Regions from separate parts of the Homo sapiens genome. Here region 1 is linked to region 2. A link is an interaction called in ENCODE POLR2A ChIA-PET data of the cell type or tissue named here. Cell type or tissue: OCI-LY7. All regions are shown on one strand. Each heading gives the region's core, and the rest is flanking DNA. Links, peaks and the distances in the headings are about the cores only.

Evidence for each region. ChIA-PET counts read pairs that join two places held together with the same protein. Peaks named below come from ENCODE experiments on the same cell type or tissue, not always from the same donor. Only the 100,000 strongest peaks of a DNase experiment are listed, where the experiment ranks them.
Region 1: POLR2A ChIA-PET joins it to region 2 with 9 read pairs; 3 of 35 experiments call an interaction of 5 or more read pairs at or near these places.

What each region holds. Positions count from the first base shown.
Region 1 is chr13:30,872,960-30,881,423 of GRCh38, forward strand. No RefSeq gene overlaps it. Among named protein-coding and RNA genes, the nearest start is that of LINC00545, 5.4 kb to the right of the region's middle. In OCI-LY7, for the core only: no CTCF peak of the experiment used is centred there; no DNase peak of the experiment used is centred there.
Region 2 is chr13:30,661,385-30,669,848 of GRCh38, forward strand. No RefSeq gene overlaps it. Among named protein-coding and RNA genes, the nearest start is that of TRN-GTT2-4, 8.4 kb to the right of the region's middle. In OCI-LY7, for the core only: a CTCF peak has its summit at 1,457; DNase peaks (open chromatin) are centred at 1,347 and 4,497; H3K4me3 peaks cover 737 bases; H3K27ac peaks cover 2,347 bases.

The DNA.
Region 1 (8,464 bases), core at 240-8,239, 210 kb after region 2:
TATTCACACTCTGGGGGTGGGGTGCAGGGGTTTATTTACATCAATATTTCTCCAATAGTGGGGCAAGAACCCAATCCAAGGCAAAAACATTTTTTGACCTTTGCTCTCATGAGCAAAGTGCCCCCAAGTAATGAGGATCTGGAAGAAGGGAAGGGCACGTTCTCTGTAGCCTGCCATCCACATCCCAGGCTGTCAGTCAGGAGGCAAAGGCATAGTCTTTAAGGGCTGCAGACTAAGTTCATCTTTGTGCTCCCGTGCTGCTTCCATTTCAAAGGCTTCGCCAGCGAATCCCGTGAGTCATTCCTGGAACCTTCAGGAGTCTCCATGGTGATGGGGTTGAGTGGGCCTGGGGGAAGCCAGCATTCACTCCACTTCCTAACAAGTTCCTCTTTTCTGATTTTTTTTTCTTTTTTTTCAATAGAGACTGGGGCTGAGGCTTGAGCTTTTTTGTTTTTTTAAACAAATCACAAAATAAGAACTCCCTAAGCCTTCTTTCCCCATTTTTTTGGAAACCCATTCTAGATAAATATATAATCTATTCTTACTTGCCTCTGTTGAGACCATATAAAACAACAAAGCACAACAAAAACTGTGCATTTGCTTTCTTTTTTTTTTTTTCTTTTCCTGCAAGTGTTTTCAGAAGGGATCTGGTTTTCTTGTTTTCCTCAGTGAAAAGATGAAAAGGCTCTGGGTAACTGATTGTAGCCTGAAGCAGAGATGCCGGCAGCATCAAGCCCAGAGGAAGGCAGGCCTGTCTAGCCTACTACCGCCCCTGTGGAGGTCTACCAGGAGCCTGAAAATTATGCCCAGTCATGGTTGGCAGAACTGTGCATATTCTTATAATCCCCACCTCTCCTTCATTCTGAAATGCTCTGGAAAAGCGTAGTATCTGGGGTTTGTTAGGGAACGAGCATTAACGTTACCATTTTAGGTACAGGAAAATGTAGCTAAATCTACAGGCATCTATGGGATTTTCCACATGGTACCAAAAATTAAAATTTGAAACCAATCTAATGTGAATTGATGAACATAAATAATCTTTGGGGGTATAAATTCTGTGTCAAATTCCATAATGGTGTGTGGCCCCAAAGTTCCCACACCTGAGGGTGAAAATGAGTTTTCAGTAACATTGAAAACTTGAATTCTGCTGACTTCGTTATCCCCTCAGGTTGAAGCAGGACGTGCAGCTTCCTGAGGTTCTGCCCCCAGATTTCTGGGGGTCTTGGGGGCATCTCGCATGTGCTCCACTCTGGAGAGTGCAGCCAATCTCTGCTGGTAGCTTAGAGTGCCAAAGCCTTGCCCGGGGCTGGGGAGGAGGTGGGGAACAGCTTTCTCTGCTGTGTTAGTCGCTGTGTGGGGCCCCACAGCAAGGCTGCTTGAGCCTTCATTGACCAGCTATCTAGTTTTTGCTTCCAGTCTGCTCTATCCTCCCTCAGCCCCAGCCTTGCCCCTCCAGGAGCACGCCAGGTTAAAGCCACATCTTTGTATTTGGAATCCTACTTTGCTCTGACAACTGAGGCTTTTCTAACAGGTCAAGCTCACCAAATCTCATTCTGGGTTCTTACAGCGTGGTTTCTTAAGCTGTGAAACCTTTTCAAAAGATGATAAAAGCCCCAGAAATTCTCTCAGAAAAGTGAACATATAGGTAACATTTCACAGACAAGCTCAGGAGTTTCTGGGCCTTCGGGAGAGAATCCTTCCTCACAGGAATTTTCTCTCGAGAACTTTCTCAGCCCTTGCTCTGGATGTCAGTCCAGCCTGGCTCGCTACTGAGCCTGATACACTCAGTCACAGCAGAAGCCTCACGATGGGTGTGTCCCAGGCCACGCTGAGGCTGTCACAACACACAGAGTGGTTTTCAAAGCCCATATTCCACATGTGCGGTCAACAAATAAGTGTGCAAAAAATATGGCTTTCTACTCAAGCCTGTTCTTCAAGACCTCTCAAAAAGCTCTGCTTGGAAAAAATGGAGTATCAAGGCCTGATTTCAAATCCCAGGGAGCCCAGGAGTCCAGTACCTGGAGTTGGAGGATCCAAAACGGAGTGGCCTGGGAAAAGACATGTGTGGGAGTCCTAATCTAACTTGGATTTTCAAAAATTCACACAAGTAAATTTTTCTGCCTATTGTTTTGCTGGTAGTGAAGTAGTTTTTGCTCTGTTGCCTAGGCTGGAGTGCAGTGGTGCCATCAGAAGTCACTGCAGACTCAAACTCCTGGGCTCAAGTGATCCTCCCACCTCAGCCTCCAGAGTATCTGAGACTACAGGCTCATGCCACCTTACCAGGCTAATTTTTTTGTTTTTATTTTTTTTGTAGAGACAAGGTCTTGCTATGTTGCCCAGGCTGGTCTTGAACTCCTGGATGCAAGCAATCCCCCTGTCTTGGCCTCCCAAGGTGCTGGGATTACAGGTATGAGTTTCAGATAAGTAACTTACCTCTAACTTGTCCCCCTCTGCATATTGTCCTTCAGCAACTAGATATCGGGATGCTATTTGTATTAGTTTCCCAGGACTGCTGTAACAAATTACCCCAAACTTGGTGACTTAAAACAACCAAAATTTATTCTCCCACAGTTCCGGAGGCCAGATGTTTGAAATAAATTTGTCGGCTGGGCTGTGTTCCTCTGAAGGTTCTAGCAGGGACCTTTACTGGCCTCGTCCAACTTCTGGTGGCTCCAGTTATTTGGTGGCTACGGCTGCATCACCCAGCCTCTGCCTCCATCTTCTTACAGCCTTCTCCTCCTCCCTGTGTGTGGCTCTTCCATTTGTCCCATAGAATGCTTGTCACTGGATTTAGGGTTCACCTGGCTAATCTAGGATGATTTCATCTAAAAATCCTTAGCTTACTTATATCCACAAAGACTTTTTTTTCCAAAGAAGGTTACATTCACAGCTTCCAAGGATTAGGGTGTGGGTATATATTTCAGGGGCCACCATTTAACCCACCACAGTATTGCTCATTTACATCTCTAGCATCTAATAGTGCCTGGCATGCAGAGTTTAACAGTCACTCATGTATTTGTTTTTGATGGTTTAGATTTAAACTTGGACCCAGGCACTCTATCTGCTCCATTCCCAGATCTGAATAAAGGGTGGTATGAGTTTGCAATAAAATCAATATCTTTGACACTCCTTGACTATGAAATAAGCCACTAGGCTAATTAGGGTAAATAGTTTCTTGCTTTCCATAGGGATTTCTGTTAGAGTATTTTATGCTATGGTTTCAACTTATCACATGCTAAGGATGCAGGAATCACATAAGCATAAGGCAAATATGTTTGAAGGTCTTTTTTCTCCCTGAGACCCTCAATGTCTGATAACAAATTGGATTTTATTTATGAGATAAACTTTCACGTATGTATTTCATAATATTTATGAGGATACAAAGATAAGTATTTACAGGAGTACAACTATATATGTAGATGATTTTATTTCCATCATGTGGCATTTCATTGACACCTAATACTGACTTCCAAGTGTCCGTTTAGACGATATGCATACAAAGGAAATGACATGCTTTTTCTTCCTTTAAAAATATAGCTGATGTGATGCTCCTAATAGAGAGTAAATGAATATAATCAAGTTTTCCCTACTTTGGAGTACAAATTTTAAGCTTTTATATTAAAACCTATTTATGCCTAGTGTTCCATTATTGGAACACTAAGCATGTGGGAGTTATTTATGTCTTACTGCTCAAGGTCATCACCAGGGTCTGATTTTTCACACTCAAAAAATTGCAACCTCAGGCATAAATGGGTTAAAATGTACTATGACGTATCTCCAACTTCATCCTGGAATGGTTTTATCTGACAGGTTTAATAGTGGCAATGAGAATAAGTCTGGCTGGGCGCGGTGGCTCACGCCTGTAATCCCAGCACTTTGGGAGGCCGAGGCGGGTGGATCACGAGGTCAGGAGATGGAGACCATCCTGGCTAACACGGTGAAACCCCGTCTCTACTAAAAATACAAAAAATTAGCCGGGTATAGTGGTGGGCACCTGTAGTCCCAGCTACTCGGGAGGCTGAGGCAGGAGAATGGCGTGAGCCCGGGAGGTGGAGCTTGCAGTGAGCAGAGATTGTGCCACTGCCCTCCAGCCTGGGCGACAGAGTGAGACTCTGTCTCAAAAAAAAAAAAAAAAAAAAGAAGGATAAGTCTGACTTTGCCAGCAGGAAATTTTAAAAACAACCTCTCCCTGTGTATGTAACTCACATGGTATATACCTTATAATTCATGTGGCTGGCCATATTTTATTTATGAAATATTTGGAATCTGGAATCCAAAATCAGGGAAGGTGCAGATTCTTTGTTCCCTATTCATAGTGGAAATTAGTTCAAGTTGCTTTATTTTTAGCATTGCCATTCCACATTATTTTAAAGATAAGACTTTTGGGGTGACACTTTATTATTATTTTTATGTGTTTATTCATTTTTCCAATAATCAAGAAACAGAAAAATCAGAAGAAAGCCAGAGAAAAAGTGAGTTTCCTGTCTGCAGTGCTCAAAGCATACCACACACATTAGGAAATGACAGAAATGCACAAGCTAGACATCCAGCCAATCAAAACACATTGCCCAGAACGGTCAAGTTTAAATGGGATCATGCATTCCAAGTCTTGAAGTTTAAGACACATTAACATTAAGCCTTTCAACTTCACATAGTAATACAATCCAGCAACAACACAGCATCAATCAACAAAATCAGACTAAAAGAAAGAGCTTGTGCTTCCCCCAAGGGAGCCCTGTAGACAGATTGCACCTCAAAGTTGAAAGGACAGTTAAGCCTTCTCCTTGTTGCTTTCTCTGTTCTGGGACCACTTTGCAGTTTTCCTTCTTTCTGAATATGTTTTATCTCAGGTACAAATAGGTTGGCTCTTCTGCAAAAGACTAGCCAACTAGTCTACCACAGAGTTAGTTAAGTCTCATTATTTCGAATAAATTTGTGTTTTATTTTTAAACTCATTGACAACTCTATGTGTTTTTAATTAACTTCTTTGACTTCAGTTGTTTGAAATCCAAAAGTGGGCTTGGATAAAAATTAGCTTTATCAGTTTATGCCAGTGTGTGTTTAACCAGGTTTTTTCTTTACTATACATTAACTCCAGATAGATGGGGACTATTTGTTCATCAAAGGCTGGCTTTTCCTGCATATCTCTGTGGCAGACACTAGTTGGGTTACCTTGTGCAAAACGGCTCACACCAAATAGGGTTGTGGGAAGAACTGACACTTCCAAAACCAACTATGGTTGCAATTGTAAACAAGTGTCAAAGAGCCCGCATTCTTTATAAAGCTTAGCTAGGCATTGAGATGTAGGCTTTTAAAATATGACTTATTTGTGGGTTTGTTTTGGTTTTTTGTTTGTTGGTTTTGAGACAGGTTCTCACTCTGTTGCCTGGGCTGGAGTGCAGTGGCACTATCACGGCTCACTCTAGCCTCAACCTGTTGGGCTGAAGTAATCCTCCCACTTCAGTCTCCTGAGTAGCTAGGACTACAGTTGTGTGCCACCACACCCAGCTAATTATGTTTTGTTTTTTGTTTTTGTAGAGATGGGGTTTCTCCATGTTGCCCAGACTGTTCTGGAATTCCTGGGCGCAGGTGCTCCTCCTGCCTCAGCCTCCCAAAGTGTTGGGATTACAGGTGTCAGCCACCATGCCTGGCCACAATATGACTTCTTAAGCACCGTTAATACACCTAAGTGTTGGGCCCTATCTTTCAATTTGCCAGATACAGGGTGGTCATATAATTTATTGTCCATGCAAGGATCTTGAGAATGGTTAGGGTTGCTAACCCGATGGGTTGCCAGGACATCTGGTGTAAACCTGGACATCCATATATATGGGACTCTTCTGCCCCATGTGCCACTACCAAGTGTTTTTGAAGGTGTGTTGAAAATATTGCTAAATTTCACCTGCTAATTGTTCTGATGAATCTATGAATTTTTTTTCATCCTGGAATCATCCATGACTTCCTACTTGATCCATCAGATATCAGTATCTCACTATTTCTGGACCCCAGGACACTTTTCCACCACGAAGTTCTTTTCCTGCTTACAGTGCTACTGTCTGTTTCCCATCTCTGTTCGTGGAGATCCTAGTGATTCTTTGGGACCTAACTCAGCAGGATCTCTTCCAACACTTTAGCTTCCACAGGGCTGTATTTGTATCCTCCTTAGGGCACTCACCTCTTTCGGTTTTGTTATATTTTTATGTGTTGTATCATTTTTCATTACTTAACTGAAAGAAGGAACCAACCACAAAGCTGCACCTCTACATTACACATTGAATGTGAGCCCCTTGTTTTAGCTACTTCTTACGTGTTTGGTGAATTGTTTTTAAAAGTGTGGTAGGAAATAAACATCCAAGAAGGTAGAAAGCCTTGTTGTATTTGGCAAGGAACAGGCCGATGCTACTGCTGGATTTGAATGCCAGCTTCTCCAATTAAGAGCTGTGCAATCTTGTGCAAGTCACTTAACCTCTTGGCGGCCTGTAAAATGGGGATGATAATAGTACCTACCTCCTAAGATACTGAGTATTTAATGTTGCCAGGCACTGTCCTCACAGAACAGTGCTTGGCAAACAGTGCCTGGCAAGACTAAATACTCAATATCTCAGCTATTTTTATTGTTCAGACTTCATTTCCCTATTTTTTGAGGTTTTATTCACATTTTTGAATTGTATTGCAAATAAAAGAAAACCAAGAGCTATCGGCATGTGTAATGGAGGGAGGCCTAATGGCCACCTCCGTCAGGCACACCAGCAATATCCACTGAGAACTAATGCCTTGGTGACCCAAAGGTCACTTGATGGGACAGAATAAAATGTCCTCTTGACTTGAAGAGCCAACCAGGCCAACCCCAACCTCTCAACTTGAAATCAGAGAGTTGAGGTGCTGGTTCTCTGCACATCTGTAGAATAGGGACCATAAGAGTACCTACCTCATGGGCTTACAGTAAAGATGTAATGAGATCATCTATGTAAAGCACTGATCATAGTTTCTAGTACCTGCTCTACATTTGCTGTTGTTCACAGCATCTGTCCTGGAACATGAGTTGATTGTTGAGAGAGGTGTGGTGGGTGTTCTGGGGAAGATATCCTCATATTTCCTCCAGCCATCAGGAACCTCATGGCTAGCTCCATCAGGAGAAGCTCAGCAAGAGAGTGAGAATGCAAGCCTCTCGTTTTTTTATTAGAAATGGTGATTAGGAGACTGCCTTCCCCTCTCTGCGAGCATCCAGTGCAGGAGGGCCAATATCTACAGCTGCAAGGATGATCAGCTTGATGCTGAGGCAAGAGTTATGATTAGCAACAGAAGTGGCAAATTAAGTTCACTGACTAGCAGGCTGGGAAGAGCCAAGAAATCTGTATTAATCACCAAGGACAGAACATGAGCTCTTTGAGACTCTGCAGGGAGAAAAGAGGCTGAAAGTACCCACAGTACTTCTGGAAGGGGGCTCAGAACCAGTGAGTTTTCATTAGCATGGCTATTGCATCCTACAACCCTGGAGTCACTCACCCAGACTATAGTGACCTAAAGAACTCAGGGTTACACACAGCACAGAGCCACTGTCCCAGGGAAAGAAGTTTCTTTGCTTCCAGGCGCCTCTGTACCTAACTGTTACTGTTCTTTTCCCAGGGTCCCCAAAGAAGAGAATTCCACCAACTTTTCTTGGCATTCTCTGCCAATAATTAGCAATTTTTTCTTTATGTTTATCCTTATTAATGCCTATTCCTGTTCAGCTGTGCTCATGGAAAGATAGCCAGTGTGTTTTGCACTTTCCCAGGCAAGCACATCTCAGAGTCCAAATGGCACAGTTGCCTTCAGTTAATTTTCACTTAGATCTTAACCTTCTGAGTTTATTTCCACTTGAACTCTGGGTATTAAAGTAGAAATAATGCTTTGTGACCTTTAAGCGGGACACCAGCTGCTTCTCCACCCTTTCCCCTGTGGTTTAGTGACCCACACAGTCCAGTTCTGCAATAGCCTTGTTTCTGGAGTTCTAACCTCCTTCCCAGCAGGGAATGACTAATGCTTAAAGCCACGCATTACACGAAGGTTTACCAGGCAGAGCAAATAAATGGTCATCGGAGACATGCTTTCAAACAGAGATCTCTGTTCTTGGCATGAAGGTTAAGGTTAGTGAAAAAAAGTCCCACCTCTGCCCCTTTCTGTTCAGTTCCACCCCTTTATCTTCCCAAGGACATGATGAGAAAGATTTTAAAAGTGATCACAGTGGTTTATCTTCATGACATGGGCAGATTTCCATGAGTCCTGTGATTCAGTGACACTCTGAGGAACCCATGACTGTGGGGTGGGCTTGGAACAAACTCACTGTTGGCAGAAGCTGTCCACTTCCCCCATTTTTTGCTCTGGCAAAAATAGATTTCAATGGCAGCTTAGGAAGGGGCCGCAGTGGGGAAGAGGTTGTGGTAAGAGAACATTCTTTCCCATTCTCCAAATCTTCCAAACCAAG
Region 2 (8,464 bases), core at 81-8,080:
AACATTTTCCTATTTTATGCATATAGATTTTAAATAAACGTGAGATCCTATTGTATCTGTTTTAATGGATAAACATTGTTTCACTGTTTTAAGATTCTGAGGTGATTTATACTGTCTTGCCATTGTTAATTGCAGCAGTTAGCCTTGTTGATAAATTTTTGCATGGATCCAAGTTTTGTTTTCCAGGAGTGGAGTTGCTTGGTCAAAGGAAATGCACATTTAAGGTTTTTTGGTGATTGCATGACTGACTTCCCTGGGCCCTCGCCAACACTAGGTAGTAGTATTGGGAGGAAGGGGGGAACCAATCCTGGGTGCTCCAAGATTACTAGTGAGCCTGAACATTTTCTATAACTATTGTCCACTTGAGTTGTTGTTTTGTTTTTTTTTTGGTGGAGGCGGGGGTGGGTTTAAGAATTGCTTATCCTTTGCTTGTACTAATTATCTTTTCAACAAATATTTCTAGATTACTGCTAAGGACCAAGCACTGTTATCAGCCTGAGATAAGGCAGCACACTAGAAGGAAATCCTTGCTCCTTTTGAGTTTGCCTTCCAAACATGGAGATCAATATATAATGTTAGGTAGTAATAGGAGATACATGCAGTTGATTCATGTCATTTGTAGTAGTTATGGTCAATAAAGTTGCCTTGAACACTGAATTAGTATAAACTGAAATACTGTTCCTAGGGGAAATAGGTTCCTGCTAGCCTGTGGTCATGAGATTTTTGTCAAACAATCACTATATAACCTTTTCTGTTTCTGTTTAAAGACATGTTATTTGATCTATATGGTTGATTCTTTACATTAACATGGCCAACAGCACTGTAACTCAGCCTGAACGAAGCTTATCTGACACATGGTGTTCTCCATAAGGCACATCATAGCTTTCTGTGCTTAGGAACACTAGACGGCACTTCAGCACTGCACTTGAGGACGTTTTAAACAGTGAAATCAACAAAAAGCACAAAAAAATGCAACAATAGGCTGGGCAAGGTGGCTCACGCCTGTAATCCCATCACTTAGGGAGGCCGAGGCGGGCGGATCACGAGGTCAGGAGATCAAGACCATCCTGGCTAACACGGTGAAACCCCGTCTCTACTAAAAATACAAAGAATTAGCCGGGCGAGGTGGCAGGCGCCTGTAGTCCCAGCTACTCGGGAGGCTGAGGCAAGAGAATGGTGTGAACCTGGGAGGCGGAGCTTGAAGTGAGCCGAGATTGCGCCACTGCACTCCAGCCTGGGCGACAGAGCGAGACTGCGTCTCAAAAAAAAAAAAAAAGGAACAATAACAAAGACACTAGTCCCCCAAAAATACACTTGTTTACAGTGTGAACTGAAAGAGGAAGGTGGAGTATTGACTTGTTTGACCTCAGCTGGAAATGTGCACGTCCTGTGACTCAAATTTTTCTCTGTTCTGTGCATGCATGTCCACGAATAACCACAAGAAGCACTGAAAGCATTGATTTTTAGGGTTACAAATTAATTTTAGCAAGTAAATGAATTCACAAATACGGAATCTGTGAGTAATGAGGACTGATTCTTTTTTTTTTTGGAGATGGAGTTTCACTCTTGTAGCCTAGGCTGGAGTGCAATGGCATGATCTCGGCTCACTGCAACCTCCGCCTCCCGGGTTCAGCCTCCACCTCCCGGGTTCAAGCGATTCTCCTGCCTCAGCCTCCCGAATAGCTGGGATTACAGGCTTGCACCACCATGCCCGGCTAATTTTTGTATTTTTAGTACAGACGGGGTTTCACCATGTTGGCCAGGCTAGCCTCGAACTCCTGACCTCAGGCAATCCACCCACCTCAGCCTCTCAAAGTGCTGGGATTACAGGCGTGAGCCACCGCGCCCGGCCGAGGACTGATTCTTATGTCAGATGGCACTAAATGCTATGGAGAAGAGGAGTGGATGAGAGGGAGAAGTATTTTAGACCAGGTAGACTTGGAAGGTTTCTTGGAGGTGGGTGATGTTTGAGAAGAGGCTTCAATAAAGTTAGGGAGCTCGCCATGTGATTGCAGGAAGAGCGTTCCAGGAGAACAAAAGTCATGAAGAGTGAGTGCTAGGCATGTGTCTGGTCTGTTTGGGCTGCTATAACAAAATACCTTAGACTGGGTAAAATGTATAAATAATAGAAGTGTATTGCTTATAGTTCTAGAAGCTGGGAAGTCCAAGATCAAGGTATCAGCACATTCTGGTGAAAGCTGCTCTGCTTCATGGCTGGTTCTCTCACTGTCCTCACATGGCATAAGAGGGGCACAGAGCCCTCAACCGTCTCTCCAGTGGCCCCATCTCTTAGTACTGTTGGATTGGGGATTTAGACTTCACTAATTTTGGGGGGACACAAACATTGAGACCACAGCAGCATGACTGAGGATAAGCAAGAGGCCAGTGTGGTTGAGCAGAGTGATCAGTGAAGGAGAGTTAGGACATGAGTAAAGAGGCTAGCAGACACCAGATCTCATATGGCTTTGTAGGCCATAGTGAGGACTTTGTTTAAGCTGAGAATAATAGATAACCTCAGGAAAGTTTCAGGCAAGAGGGTAACATGATCTGATCTGGGTTTTAAAAGGATCACTGAAGTGGGGAGACTGTCTACAGATGGTCTGAATAGGAGTCCTAGTCTATTACAATCTCCTTGGAGTTTAGGGTGGTAACTGGAGGTGTTCAAGAGTAGTTGGATTACTGTTGGATTTCAAAAGTAGAGCCAACACGATATGTGCATTGGCTGTGAGGTAGAAGAGGAGTCAAAATGAACTCCAGGTTTTATTGACTGAGCAATTGTGCCATTTCCTGAGATGGGTCAGATTTGGGAAGGAAAGAATTTAAAGGGGATAAGATAATCCCATTAGGAGTGTGTTAAGTGTGAGATTCCTATTAGACTTTCGAGTGGAGATGATTTAATAGGAAGATAGATCTGCAACACTGGAGCTCAGCGGAGAGGGACACCCTGGAGATAGCCGTTTGGGAATTAGGAATGTGTGGATCATGTTATAGGATGGGGTCATTTAGGGACTTAAAACAGCTCTGAAGAACAAAAATGGTGCCTTGATCTTGGACTTCCTGGTTTATAGAACTGTGAGCAATATATATATATTTTTTTCAAGACAGAGTCTTGCTCCGTCATCCAGGCTGGAGTGCAGTCGCACCATCTCGGCTCACTGCAACCTCCACTTCCTGGTTCAAGCAATTCTGGTGCCTAAGCCTCCCAAGTGGTTGGGACTATAGGTGTATGACACCATGCCCGACTAATTTTTGTATTTTTTTGTAGAGACAGGGTTTTGCCATGTTGGCCAGGCTGGTCTCAAACTCCTGACCTCAAGTGATCTGCCTGCCTTGGCCTCCCAAAGTGCTTGGATTATAGGCGTGAGCCACCATGCCCAGACTAAATTTCTAACATTTATAAATTATCCAGTCTAAGATATTTTGTGATAGCAGCCCAAGCAGACCAAGGCAAAGGCCAAGCACACTTGCTCCTCCTGACTTTTGCTCTTCCTGGAATGTTCTTCCTTTAGTCACATGGTTGCCTGCCTAGCTTCATTCAATAGGAGTGTGGTGCCCTGAAAATACAAGGAAGAATGCTTTTCTTTTTTTTAAAAGGAAGGGATGATTATCTGTCAGATGCTGCTGAAAAAGAGTAATAGAGTAATTGGCCACTGGCTCTGGCAATAGGGAAGTTAGCTCTGCTAACTCCACATGAACAGTTTCACATGAACAAGTGTGAGTGGGCTCAAGAGAAGGGATGGTGAGAAAGTGGAGCTATGGACTCACTCTTGAAACATTTTCTGGTGCCTCGTAGGGCAATGTGAGGTCAAGGTTTTTGTTACTGTTCTGAAGATGGGAGAGGCTGACACATGGATGTTGTAGGTGAGAGAAGGGGCGCTTGCGGGGGCAAACTTCTCCAGGGATGGGATTCCAGTGTCTAAGAGGAGGCGGTGTGACCCTAAGAGCTAGAAAAATTATTTTATTAATAGGAAAGACAAAGTACTTAGGCTCAGATGCTAAGAGATTTGCTGATAAAAGAATGAGAACGGTCTCTTCTGATTATTTTCTTGGGGAAATAAATAGATCATCAGCTGAGGGTGTGAGGGGAGAAGGAGTTGAACATGGAGGAAGACAGGTGTGAAATATTGGTCTCAGAATGGAGAGCGAATTGAATAGGGACATGCAGTGGGCTTGCTAAGCTGTGCGGAGAGCCCGTGGGAAGTTTATGGTCATCAATTTAATGGCGACCAGCCAAGATGGTGGTTTATTTTTCTCCAGTTGTATTTAACTGCTCAGGTGCAGGACAGAGAGACTAAGTGTGAAGTTAATTTCAGCCAACGTAGAGGAATTGTCAGGCAGATGGGACAAGGAGATAGAGGAGAAAAGGAATAAGGCTTCCTGCAAGGGTAATGATTGTAGGGATGGATAAGTAAGGAACACAGGAAGTGGCTGTCTGCTGAGTGGTGGCAGAGCTCAGTGGGTCAGAGCAAGGTTCAAAGAATGGCAGAGAGGCACTTGTGGAGGAAGTAAGCTGGCTAGAAAGTAGTGTGCTTGAAATTAAGCTTCTGGAGATAGCAAGGTTACAGGTGATGACAAAGTCTGAGTATGACAAGGAAACTGCAGGGCCAGAGTTGGCAAGAATTCATGAAAAATGAGGAGAAAGAGGCACCAAGAGGCTGGGATAGCACATGGATTGTCTCTGTGTGAGGCAAAGTCATCTAAATGGCAGCAGTGGCCCTAGCAGAAAGAAATATACAGTGAGCCGGAGCAAAAATCCTCAAGGACAGGCAGAACGCCATGAAAACGGCAGATGACAGCCAAAGGAGCAGGGGCAGGGGCTCAGTCCAAAGTGTTTCAGAGTCACTGGAGGGTTGAGTGGGAAGGGGAGGGAGTGGCTGAAATGGCAACAAGGAAGAACCTCTCTCATCTCCAGGCCCAAAAGTATGTGGAATGCGGGAGATAAGACAGCCACCACTGGCCAGGGCTGTAAAGGGACATTCAGCGAATATTCAGGTTCCATTTAGCACGACAGCAGGGAAGGGACTGTTGGCAGAAAAAAACTGGGGCAGTGGGATTAAAGACAGACCACACATTCCAAAAGGCACCGTGGGAGGGTCAGGGGGCGAGGTTAGGTCTAGGCTTCAGTGTCCTGGGAGACTCAGTCTTCACAGGGTGACAGCGATCAAGAGTGCAGCTTAGGCTGGGTGCAGTGGCTCATGCCTGTAGTCCCAGCACTTTGGGAGGCCGAGACGGGAGGATTGCTTGAAGCCAGGAGTTTGAGACCAGTCTGACCAACATGGCAAAACCCCATCTCTACTAAAAATACAAAAATCAACTGGGCATGGTGGCGTGTGCCTGTAGTCCCAGCTACTTGAGAGGCTGAGGCAAGAGAATCACTTGAACCTGGGAAGCAGAGGTTGCAGTGAGCTGAGATCGTGCCACTGCACTCCAACCTGGGCAACAGAGTGAGACCCTGTCTCAAAAACAACAACAACAAAAAAGAAAAGAGTACAACTTATGAAGGGGTCTCCTGGGGAGAGGGTTTTTGGGATTCTCCTGCCTCTCAAAGTGCTGGGATTATGGGCGTGAGCCACCACACCCAGCCGAGGGAGGCTGAGTTCTAATTGTTGTATCTCTCTTGGGATTGGCCTCCTGGGCAGTTTAAAAGACAAGGCAAGGAATCTTTTGGAGAAAGAGACTGGGGGCAAGGTGTGTCTGAACAAGAAGTGTGAGAAGCTCTGTGGGCTCCCTTCAGACTTCCAGTCGTTGAATTGGGATCTCATTTATATCAGCTCTAGGTGTAACGATATTAAATCTTCTCTGTCATTTGGCAATTTTGGTTTATGCTTGATCATCATTTTTAATGTTTCGACATGTAGAAGTTTAACATTATTTTACATTCTTTTCCTTCTGGCATCATGTTTTAGCAAGATTGTTTCCACCAAAAGAATATATATATCTTCTAATGAAACTACGTTTCTTTTTTTTTTTTCCTTTGCTTTCTCTTTTGGTATATGAATCTTTGATTATTTGTAATGTATTTTGATGTGTAACACTGAAGTTTCTATTTTGTACTATTTTTTTCCCCAAACAGTAAACTTATTGTTCAAATACTTATTGAACAACCTTCACTATTCTTTAACCATTTAGAATACGCCATTCACATATCTTTCATACTACATTTAATAACATTTTTTAATTAAAAAATATTCTACTGATTTGTTTATTTTGAGACCAGGTTATGAAACTGGCTAATTTTTGTATTTTTGTTAAATACCGAAATTCACTGTGTTGCCAAGGCTGGTCTCGAACTCCTGGGCTCAAGCAATCTGCCCACCTTGGCGTCTCAAAGTGCTGGGATTACAGGTGTGAGCCGCTACACCCGGCCACACCCGGCCAACACATATTATTTGTTATTACATTTAATTCCCACAGTACATTGAAATTATCAGGGAAAAGTTTTCAGTGAAACATTATTGAACGCCACATTAAAAGTGTAAATTACAAAGATTTAATGCCAATTTTTCAGAAGAAAAAAGACCAGGAGGAAGGTCTATGAAGTTTTAGCCAGTCTCTCATCCACCTACCATTTCACGATCATGCACTGTGTAAGTCAGGAAAAGAGTAAGAAAAGTGAAAGATACAATTGATTAGAGAGTTTTGCTGGATACTATAGATGAAAAGAACACAAAATGGAACAGCCTCTTCAAGCTTAGAGTCAACGGCTGTAGTCCCAAAGACTGTAGTCAGAGGCGGTAGGGCCAAAAGACATGACTTATGGCATTGGAGGAAGAGGATGCTTTGGGAGTTCATGGTAGAAGAGGCGGAAAAAATCTGGTGGATTAAAGAAAGCATCCCAAAGTGACATTAAACTAATGACTAAATTCTGAGCTGTTTTCAGGGGCAAAGCCTGTTTGGGCACCCCTGCCACACTTAAAGAGTCACCTAGGTATGGTTCGTGGGCTCTGAACAGGCCTGCTCAGTGAACATATTTGTGACTGTTTCTCCGGCCCTTTTAGCTGTATTGAGTAAAATTTAAAGAGACCATTGTTTTGGCCTAAGCTCCTGCCCTAGGCCCAAAGAACAGACCAAACCTGAATGGCTTCACTTGTCCTAGGTGCTGTGTACTCAAACTGAACTTTGAAACAGGTCGGTTTTTCAAAAAAAGCAAAAGATTCACAGCAACCAATTAGAAGAGGCCCGGTCAACCTGAGCCAGCATGATGAGGCTCTTCTGCTTTAATCCTACAAGGAAAGAAACTTTGAAATGACCAATCTGCTTTCATTCTTGGTTTCTGCTTTCTTTGGTCTATTTCTGCCTGTAAAACCTATCTCCTCTGCTCAGCTCATTGAAGTACCCTTCTATTTATAGATGGGATGCTGCCCGACTCATGTATCGCTAGTAAAAGCCAATTAAATTATTACACTCGATTTGTTGGAATTTTGCTATTTTGACAGCTTTTCAAAAACACCAGTAGGTTCACATCCCTAATTCCCCAGCCAGTGTTCCCTCAAGGAACCATGGAAGAAGCAAAGGTGGCTGAAAGGCGCCTCAGGATGCTTCTAAGCACGGCACATCCATGAAAAGGCACTTACTAATATTTGCAGGATAGCAAAGCACTGCAGTGACGATAAATCTAGTATTGGAGAAGTTCAAAATAATCAGTAGATTAACACAGAAGCCAGAGCTTATAGGGAGAAAAGGAACCCTATGAAATACTTCAAATCCGAAAACGAACATGCATTTCCTGTTTAGTTAGTGCAGGTACGTAAAAGCTTGGTAAAGTACCCTTCTTGCCAGCTTTCTCTTTCTTACAAGCCTTTTCACTGGGCTGGGAGGCTGATATTATCTAAATATGCTGAGGAGGTTCAAGTATCTCCACAACTCACCTCAGAGTGAATGCTCCCCTCGGCCTTAAGGCAATATAAACCAGCCCTGTTTAGCAGGATAGCAAAATGTTTGCGGTTGTAAACTGGTGTCCCATTGGCTGTGGCGCTTGTGGTGTAAAGAATCCCTGTGCTTGGTAATTAATAGAGAAATTCTATATTTTAAACTTCAGTTGTATATTGGCTCTTATCCATGGCAGATTTTCACGTATGTGTTATTTTTTTATTTATTCAGAGCCGGAGTCTCGCTTTGTCGCCCAGGCTGGAGTGCAGTGGCGCGATCTTGGCTCATTGCAGCCTCTGCCTCTTGGGCTCAAGCAATTCTTCTGCCTCAGCCTCCCTAGTAGCTGGGACTACAGGTGCATGCCACCACGCCCGGCTAATTTTTTGTATTTTAGTAGAGATGGGGTTTCACCGTGTTGCTCAGGCTGGTCTTGAATTTCTGAGCTCAGGCAATCCGCCCGCCTCGGCCTCCCAAAGTGCTGGGATTATAGGTGTGAGCCATCATGCTCGGCCCTATGTGATATTTATTACAATGAATTCCAATGATCAGACCTATACTCAAGTATAAGTGAATATATCATTCAATGAAGTATAAA